2 separate regions of the Homo sapiens genome follow, and region 2 is linked to region 1. A link is an interaction called in ENCODE POLR2A ChIA-PET data of the cell type or tissue named here. Cell type or tissue: HepG2. All regions are shown on one strand. Links, peaks and the distances in the headings refer to the core of each region. The heading gives the core; the rest is flanking DNA.

The links. ChIA-PET counts read pairs that join two places held together with the same protein. Peaks named below come from ENCODE experiments on the same cell type or tissue, not always from the same donor. Only the 100,000 strongest peaks of a DNase experiment are listed, where the experiment ranks them.
Region 2: POLR2A ChIA-PET joins it to region 1 with 6 read pairs; 1 of 35 experiments calls an interaction of 5 or more read pairs at or near these places.

What each region holds. Positions count from the first base shown.
Region 1 is chr13:112,949,426-112,953,816 of GRCh38, forward strand. It overlaps a transcript of MCF2L not described here. Among named protein-coding and RNA genes, the nearest start is that of MCF2L-AS1, 17 kb to the right of the region's middle. RefSeq lists a silencer at 2,310-2,604 and an enhancer at 3,713-4,391. In HepG2, for the core only: no CTCF peak of the experiment used is centred there; DNase peaks (open chromatin) are centred at 2,596 and 3,696; H3K4me3 peaks cover 1,303 bases.
Region 2 is chr13:112,755,399-112,759,789 of GRCh38, forward strand. All of the region lies in intron 1 of ATP11A (ATPase phospholipid transporting 11A), which reads left to right. Among named protein-coding and RNA genes, the nearest start is that of ATP11A-AS1, 2.9 kb to the left of the region's middle. RefSeq lists enhancers at 1-809, 789-1,348, 1,349-1,907. In HepG2, for the core only: no CTCF peak of the experiment used is centred there; a DNase peak (open chromatin) is centred at 1,903; H3K4me3 peaks cover 403 bases.

The DNA.
Region 1 (4,391 bases), core at 168-4,167:
AGAAAGAAAGCTAGTGACCAGTATCCCTCATGAATATAACACACAAGCCCATAACAAGATATTGGTAAATATATTAAGCAATAGATAAAGAGAATTATCCACCATGACCAAGTTTTGGTTTATACCAAGGATGCAAAGCTGGATCAATATTTGAAAATTAGTCAACGTAATCTACCATATTAATAGACTAATGGAGAAAAATCATATAATCATGTCAACCAGTGCAGAAAAAGTCTTTGACAAAATTTAACACACATTCATGATTAAAAAAAAAAACAACAAAACTCTAGGACAGATAGGAGTAGAGGGGGGGACCGTCTTACTTATTAATGACTACCTACAAAAAATACCCACAACTAACATGACACTAAATGGTGAAAACTATATACTTTCTCCATAATATCAGGTACAAGGTAAGGTTGTCTGCCTTCATCGCTTTTATTCAACATTGTACTGGAAGTTCTAGCTAGTGTAATAAATCAAGAAAAATAAAAGGCATATGGATTGGAATGAAATAATTGAAACAGTCTCTGGTTACAGATGACATGATCATCTGATTATAAAATCCCAAGGATTCTACAAAAAAAAAAAAACTCCTAAAGCTAGCAAGTTCAAAAAGGTTGCAAGATACAAGATAAACATAGAAAAGTCAATTGTCTTTCTTTGTAGAGCATAAATACCAAAATTATGTACACCAAAATTAAAAATACAATACCATTTAAAATTACAAAAAAAAACCACTTAAGTGTAAATTCACCCAAATATGTACAAGACTTTTGTGCTGGAAACTGCATGATGCTGATGAGAGAAATCAAGGAAGATCTAAATGCATGGAGAGGCATACCATGTTCAAGGATTGGAAGACACAATATAGTAAAGATGTCAGTTTTCCTCAAACAGATGAACAGAATTCTTATCAAAATCCCAACAGAATTTTTTTTGTAGGTATAGTCAAGATTATCCTAAAATTTGTATGGAAAGTCAGAGGAGCTAGAATACCTAAATCAGTCTTGAAAAAGAAGAATAAGATGAGAGGAATCATTCTACCCAATACTAGGGCTTATTATTGCCACAGTAATCAGGGCAGTGTGGTCCTGGGCAGACTGACAGATAATAGAACAGAACAGAGAACTCAGAAACAGACCCACACAAATATGCCCAACTGATTTTTGACAGAGATGTAAAATCAATTCAGTGGAAGAAAGATAGTCTTTTCAACAAATAGTGCTGAAGTAATTGGATGTCCACAGGGAGACAAAAGAACCATGAGCCAAGTTTTACACCTTATATTAGAATGATAAGTTCTAACAATGAACTACAAATTTAAACATGAAATATAAAACTATAAAAGTTTTAGGAAAAAATATAGTAGACAACACTTAGGACCTAAAGCTGAACAAAGAGATCTTAGACTTGATGCCAAAAGCATGATCCATAAAAGGAAAAAATGATAGATTCGACCTTACCAGCATTGAAAACTTATGCTGTGTGAAAGCACCTGCAAAGTGGATGAAAAGACAAGCTACAAACTGAAGAAAATATGTGCAAACCACATAGCTGATAAAGGATTAAGAAATCTCAAATCTCACCAGTACAAAAACAAACAATTCGCTTAGAAAATGGGCAACAGACATAGAGACATTCCACCAAAGATGCCACAGTGAGGGCAGAAGAGCACACGGAAAGGTGTCAGTCAATAGTAGCCAGTGGAGAAGTGCAAGACCTGGGTACCACTGCACACCCTCAGGAGAGCTAAGATAAAAGATAGTGCCAACTTCGAATGCTGGCAGGGATGTGGATAAACTGGGTTACTCCTAAGTTGCTGGTGGGAATGTAAAATAGTATAGCCACTTTGGAAAACAATTTAGCAGTTTCTTTTAAAACAAAATATGCAACTCTCATATGACCCAGCAATTGCACTCCTGGGAATTTATCCCAGAGAAATCAAAATTTATGTGCACATAAATACAGGCATATGAATGTTTATATTCGTTTATTTGTCGCAGTCAAAAACTGGAAAGAACCCCAATGTCTTTTGGTGGGTGAAACGTTAAATTGTACGTCCGCACCATGAACTATTGATACCTGTGACAACCTGGATGAACTCTCCAGAGAATTATGCTGAGTGAAAAAAGCCAATTCCAAAAGGTTACTGTATGATTCCATTTACATAACATTCTTGAAATGGCAAAAGTGTAGCTGTGGAGAATAGTTCAGTGGTTGTGGGGGGTCCACGAGGGGTGATCTGGGAGGAACATGGGTGTGTCCAGGAGGGGCCACAAGAGGGTCCTGTGGGTAGAGACAGCCCAGGTCTGGCTGCGTCATTGTCAGTATGCTGGCTGCAGTCGTGTGCTGTAGTTTGGCAGGATGCTACCCCTGGAGGAAAACGGTACACAAGACCTCTGTTTACTGTTTCTCACAACTGCATGTGAACCTACAGTTATCTAAAGCAAGAAAAATCAGTTCACACCTATTCACTCTCTGTCAACAAACCCACATACACGCACCGCATTACAAGGGCTTTACCAATATGTAGAATCACGTGAAGTGGGAAGAGGGAAAAGGGCTTTCCTTTTAGGGAATTATGACCTTGACTGACTTAAAATCAATATTTGCTTCAGATTTGCAGGTCCAGATCTAAAAGTTTAAATAGATGTCAAAGTAGGTTAATTCAATTTCAGTGACCTTGGTGTTGAGCCTTTGAAACACTGCCTCCCAGTTAAGGCTTGAATAAGTTAACAGTTCTAAGGTTGAATCGGGTGTGTTTAAATATTCAGAGCCGGGCAGAGGGAGGTGGAAGGCAGCAGGCTACACTGTGCTTCGGGCTCCCTCCTGCTCTCTGTGAGCCTGGACTGAAGCCTCCTCTGGTTCAGGCTCAGAGACCTTGCAGCCCCACCCCTCCCTCCAGCCAGGTGGGTGTGGGTGGCCCAGGGATGCTTCAAGTGGCAGGTTTGTTTTCTGGGGATCCCAATGTGATCGTGAACTTGCTGCATCACAGTTTCCTGCCAACCACCTCCTTCTAAAGGAGAGGTGAGGAGGAATCTCCGTTTTCTTCAAATGTTTGGGTCTCCCACAGACCAGTCACCGGATCCTCTTGGCAAAATGAGGACCCCAAGGGTTTAGAATCTGAATAACTTTGCCTTCCTTCTCCTTATCTTTTCAATAGTTTGTGGATTGTTTGGGGCATATCTGGTGGGGAGAATCTGAAAGTTGAAAATAAGCAATAAAATGAAGGGTAAATGCATTACTATTAGTAAATTTCTAAACAGGGCAATGAACACCAGCTAACTAGAAACTGGCATGTCCCCAGCATTTGCTGTTTGGGACTGGAGTCATGTGGAGCAGGAACATAGCATCAGTTGCATCAGCACTCAGGTTTCACTGTGCTGGAGCTCCCAAAACCTAGCGTTTTATGGTCCCAGGGTGTCCATTGTTCCAGCTTCCTCTCCATCAAAATGTCAGAGCCACTGGCCAGAGAGAACACGGGGCGCCCCGTGTGATCAGCCACAAAGCAGGCGACACTAAATGCCCACTTTTGGAATGGACTGTTTACACGGGGGGCAGTTGGTTCTCAGAAGGTCTAAATGGGATGGGCCCGAGGGCTGCTGCTTCTGGGTGATCCTCTGTCCTGTGGCCTGGACTTGGGCCCCACTCCTCCTGGAGAGAGTGAAATGGAATGGCCTCTGTTTACTTCAAGAGTTAAATAAATACAGGCCTTCCTTGCTTGGAGCCGTGTTTTGGAATCAGTATTTACTTGGTGTGCTCTTGGTGAACTGGAAGGTACGTTTCCAGGTCTGCTTTTCTGTAGGAATGTGGGGAAGCTCTGGCCATCTGACAACTGTGTCAGCCTTGGCGTCCTCCTCCTCCAGCCCCCATGGACAAAGGGTGGGTGGGGTTGCCTGGCCCCCTTCTCACTGAAGGAGCTCCCAGGGAACATGGCCCAGACAACAGCACAGCTGCGGGGAGGGGCTCCTCGGTGAGAGGTGGTCACTGGTGCTGAATTGATATGGTGTCCGCTCCCCTCTCAAAAACAAGCTAACCGGTATGCACGGAGCCACAGATCTGCCAAGGGTGTTGGGAGCTCGAAGACCACAGTGCCTGCTCTGTTCCACGTAATTTACCTCTGCAGAGACAGGAACAAGGGTCAGGCAGAAAGCAGGGGTGGGAAAGATCCTGCCTGCAGACTTCACCTGTGGCCGGTGGTTCTAGAGGCCTGGGCAGGAGACCAGCTCAGTCTATGTTTTGTCTGCCCCCAGCTGACCTGGGTTCCCAGCCACCTGAGGCCAGGCCTGCCTTGGTCCTGCGTCAGAGCCCTCCCTGCCCAGGGGAAGTGCAGACCTGGGGCTGAGCCTGACCCCAGCCAGACCCCAGCCTGACAGGAGCGTTCAGCC
Region 2 (4,391 bases), core at 234-4,233, 190 kb before region 1:
CGTCCCTTGTAGCAGTCACCCACAGGGCGCTTGCCAGAGGACGGCCCCGAACTGCCTATGGGATCCCTCCAGGTCCTCTCAGAGCCTCCGTTTCTTGCATGTAAAATTGACACAAGAAGAGCCTCCCTGCAGGACTGCAGCCAAGGTTAGCCAGAACCATTTCCAGTCACGGAACCGTCACTCAGAGCAGCTCCCAGAACCATTTCCAATCATGGAAGCGTCACTCAGAGCGGCTCCTAGAACCATTTCCAGTCAGGGAAGCATCAATCAGAGCGGCTCCCAGAACCATTTCCGGTCACGGAACCATCACTCAGAGCGGCTCCCAGAACCATTTCCGGTCACGGAAGCGGCACTCAGAGCGGCTCCCAGAACCATTTCCGGTCACGGAAGCGGCACTCAGAGCGGCTCCCAGAACCATTTCCCGTCACGGAAGCGGCACTCAGAGCGGCTCCCAGAACCATTTCCGGTCACGGAAGCGGCACTCAGAGCGGCTCCCAGAACCATTTCCCGTCACGGAAGCGGCACTCAGAGCGGCTCCCAGAACCATTTCCGGTCACGGAAGCGGCACTCAGAGCGGCTCCCAGAACCATTTCCGGTCACGGAAACGGCACTCAGAGCGGCTCCCAGAACCATTTCCGGTCACGGAAGCGTCACTCAGAGCAGATTCTAGAATCATTTCCAGTCATGGAAGCATTACTTAGAGCAGCGTAAATTTCTTAGCAACCCTGGTGTTGACATATGTTGATTATAATGATATCCTTACAACATTAAACTACAAAGCCAAAACCAAAATACAAATTAAATAAAACTTAGTCTGTGAAACAGGTTAGATTCCAGGCAGGGTCTACGATTCTGGCTGGCTGTGCGAATCGACCTCTGACCCCAAATAACTAAGGGTCATGTCCATCGTTGCGGTGCCTTCAGGAAAGGGGAAAGTGTTTTTCCTGGCAGTTCTTTCTCTCTAGACCCTGCAGGCCACCTCTCTCACCTGCGTGTTGGGCTTCAGGATCAGGGTCCCCTTCCAGTCCAGGAGAGGCACCTGTATCTGCCTTCTGCCCAGAGTGTGTGTGCTTGTTGAGTCTGACCACTCACTGGGGCGCTCTCTTGGTAACAGGGTCCCTGTCACCTAGACCTTACCTCCCAGGGTCTAGCGGATGGCGGGGCAGGTGGGGGACGGCACGAAAAACAGCAGACACGATTTCAGACCGCTGGTGGCGGCTGAGCTCAGGTGGGCCTCACCTGGAGAGCCTGGACGGTGTCAGAGGTGCTTCTTGGCTGGTGGCTGAGGCTTCCCAGATGCCTCTTTGCCTTTCTTCTGGGGCACGGCCCTCTGCACCCCAGGGCAGCCTGTGTGGTGTCTGACGATTTCCACAGCAGCCAGAGCAGCTTGTGGCAGCCGGGGCCTGCTCCCAGCGAGGGGTCTGCTCCCAGCACGGGGCCTGCTCCCAGCGCGGGGTCTGCTCCCAGCACGTGGTCTGCTCCCAGCACGGGGCCTGCTCCCAGCGCGGGGCCTGCTCCTAACGCATCCACTACATCTAGTAATTTACTAGTTGAAATTGTTACATACTAGTTACATCGTTTACAAAATGATCATATTTGAAGAATTAGCTTTCTGTGGATTTAGTCCACATTGATGTGAGCACCTACTGTACATGAGATAGCATGCTAAGTGCTTTTTATTTATTTAGGCAAAAGATAAAAAGTTACTGCTGCTACAATCTGTAGTGTTACTGGTGGAGCTATGCAAGCTCGTGGATTTAGGGAGTCCAGCCTACGAGAATGGCCGCCTGTGACAGAAAGCAGGGGCGAGCGTCTGGGAATAGAGCTGTGCTCATGGCAGAACAAAGACGTGCTGTGTTTCTGGCCTTTGTGTTCTCTCCAGTGGTGAACAAACATAGGAAGCTTTCATCTTCAGAGTAAACAGAAATTCCAAACCCATTTCACGCAGCTTTTTCTAGAAGGCAATGTGTTTAATCCACTTGTTTTCCGAGTCTCTTAGTGTCATCACGACTTCCTCTTATGTCGGTGTTAATTACTGTCACAGGTATTTGCGAAAACTACAAGGTCTATTCAGGTCAAGACTAGCTTCTCTATTTCCACATTTTACTTTGTGTTTCCACAACTGGGCTGTTTTAGACCTCTGCAGAGGAGAACTGATTTGAATCGGGAAAAGCAGGAGGTCCCCTCACGGAGGTGGACAGGACGCCCACTCCTTTCCCAGGCTGGCCTCCTTGTCTCATCCCTCAAGGGAAGGGCCAGGGGCACGGACCAGCAGGCCAGTTGTTCAGTGTTCAGGAATCTCAGGAGACATTGTTAAACATTAAATTACAAAAACAATTAAGTTGTATTAAAAAGAAAAGTCTTTAAAAATACCTACTCAAAACGTCTTTCTTCCTGATTGTCTTGCTGAGTGTTTCGCTGCAGTCTGTGCTTCCAAGGATGGCGTCATGTGTGTGCGGCAGAAAGGCGAGGTTCTGGCAAGAGTGAGTGGCTTTAGGTCTGCACGCTGTGTTAGGGGAGCCAGGGGCCAGCGTGGTGGGGTTCCCAGAGAGCTGCTTCTGAACTTCCAGAAGCTTCCAGGGAGTCCACGCCACATGCACGAGTGCGGGACACATGCTACTCAGGTTCCATCCAAGTCTCAACCTTTGTTTTTACACTAAAGACATTTTTGTTGTTGTTTTTGAGACAGAGTCTTGCTCTGTTGCCAGGCTGGAGTGCAGTGGCACGATCTCGGCTCATTGCAACCTACACTTCCCAGGTTCAAGCAATTCTCCTGCCTCAACCTCCCAACTAGCTGGGATTACAGGCACGCACCACCATGCCTGGCTAGTTTTTGTATTTTTAGTAGAGACAGGGTTTCACCATGTTGGCCAGGCTGGTCTCGAACTCCTGACCTCAGGTGATCCACCCACCCCTGCCTCCCAAAGTGCTGGGATTACAGGCTTGAGCCACCACACCTGGCCACTAAGGACATTTGAAGTAAGAAGAATGGATCAGTAAACACTTCACATTTCTTTTTTTTTCTTTTTTTTCTTTTTTTTTTGAGACAGAGTCTCTCTCTGTCGCCCAGGCTGGAGTGCAGTGGCACAATCTCGGCTCACTGCAAGCTCTGCCTCCTGGGTTCACGACATTCTCCTGCCTCAGCCTCCCGAGTAGCTGGGACTACAGGCGCCCGCCACCATGCCCGGCTAATTTTTTGTATTTTTAGTAGAGATGGGGTTTCACCGTGTTAGCCAGGATGGTCTCGATCTCCTGACCTCATGATCCGCCCATCTCGGCCTCCCAAAGTGCTGGGATTACAGGCGTGAGCCACCGCTCCCAGCCTACATTTCTTAAATCTATCTTGCTAGCTCCTCTCGCACTTGAAATCAAATACTCCAGCAACTAACACTTGTGAAGCATTTTTCAATTTTCCTGCACAGTTACATTATCTCAGAACGGTTCATTACCGTGGGGTGTGTGCTCTTCATAAATGCAAACTGATGCAGAAGCAGCCACCAGCCAAAAAATCGGCTTTAGAACGTACAGTTTTGTAGCCTTCATTTTTTACGTTACATTTTCAGTTAAGATGTGAAAATCATTGAACCAATTCATTTAATAAAAAGTTGAGTAACATTTATATTTTGTCACTTCCGTGGGTAAACATAACACCAAATACTTCTCTTGTAAAAACAGCAACGTGTGCAGGGTATAGAAATTCATCCATTCCCCTGTCCCCTCTTATCCTTGGTGAGGACTCAGAGGTTTGCTGCAGAAACATTCGTGCCTGCAAGCAAAGGAAAGGATTAGAGCAGGAGGCGGCTGGGGGAGCTCTGGGTAACTCTGGGTGGATGAGGCCACATCCTGCAGCCCTCTGGTGAGGTTCTTCCTGTTGCGTGCTGGGGTTTAAACCTGGATCTGTCTTGCTCTGAAGCAGAGGCTCTCACCTGGGAGCAGTCTTGTTCCAGCCACCCGCAACACACTTGGCAGAGTCCGGAGACTTCTGACCGTCATGACGGTGGGGGTTGCTCCCAAGACCCTGCTCTGAAGACTTCCTAACCTGCGTGCTCTTTCAACAATAGCGCGTGGACACATTTTTAACCTGAGCGATGTAACAAATTCAGCCAGCTGTGACGATGACTTTTCAGTTTTACATTAACAGTTCATTGAACTTATACACCAGTAAAACTTCTGTATCACTGTGAAGGGCTCAGCAAATGTACTTTCATTTATTGATGCAGAAATTGGAGATTGGTACTCTTTATCATCTGCTTACTGTGTAAAGGATGTTTCCAGGATGATCTAGAAGGTTTTCAGTGCCTGTTTTGTAAACTTTTAATTTTTTTAATAGAACAATTTTATTTTTTCCTATTTTGCCAAGAAGACAGAATGAAGTCAATTCCGAAATGGCA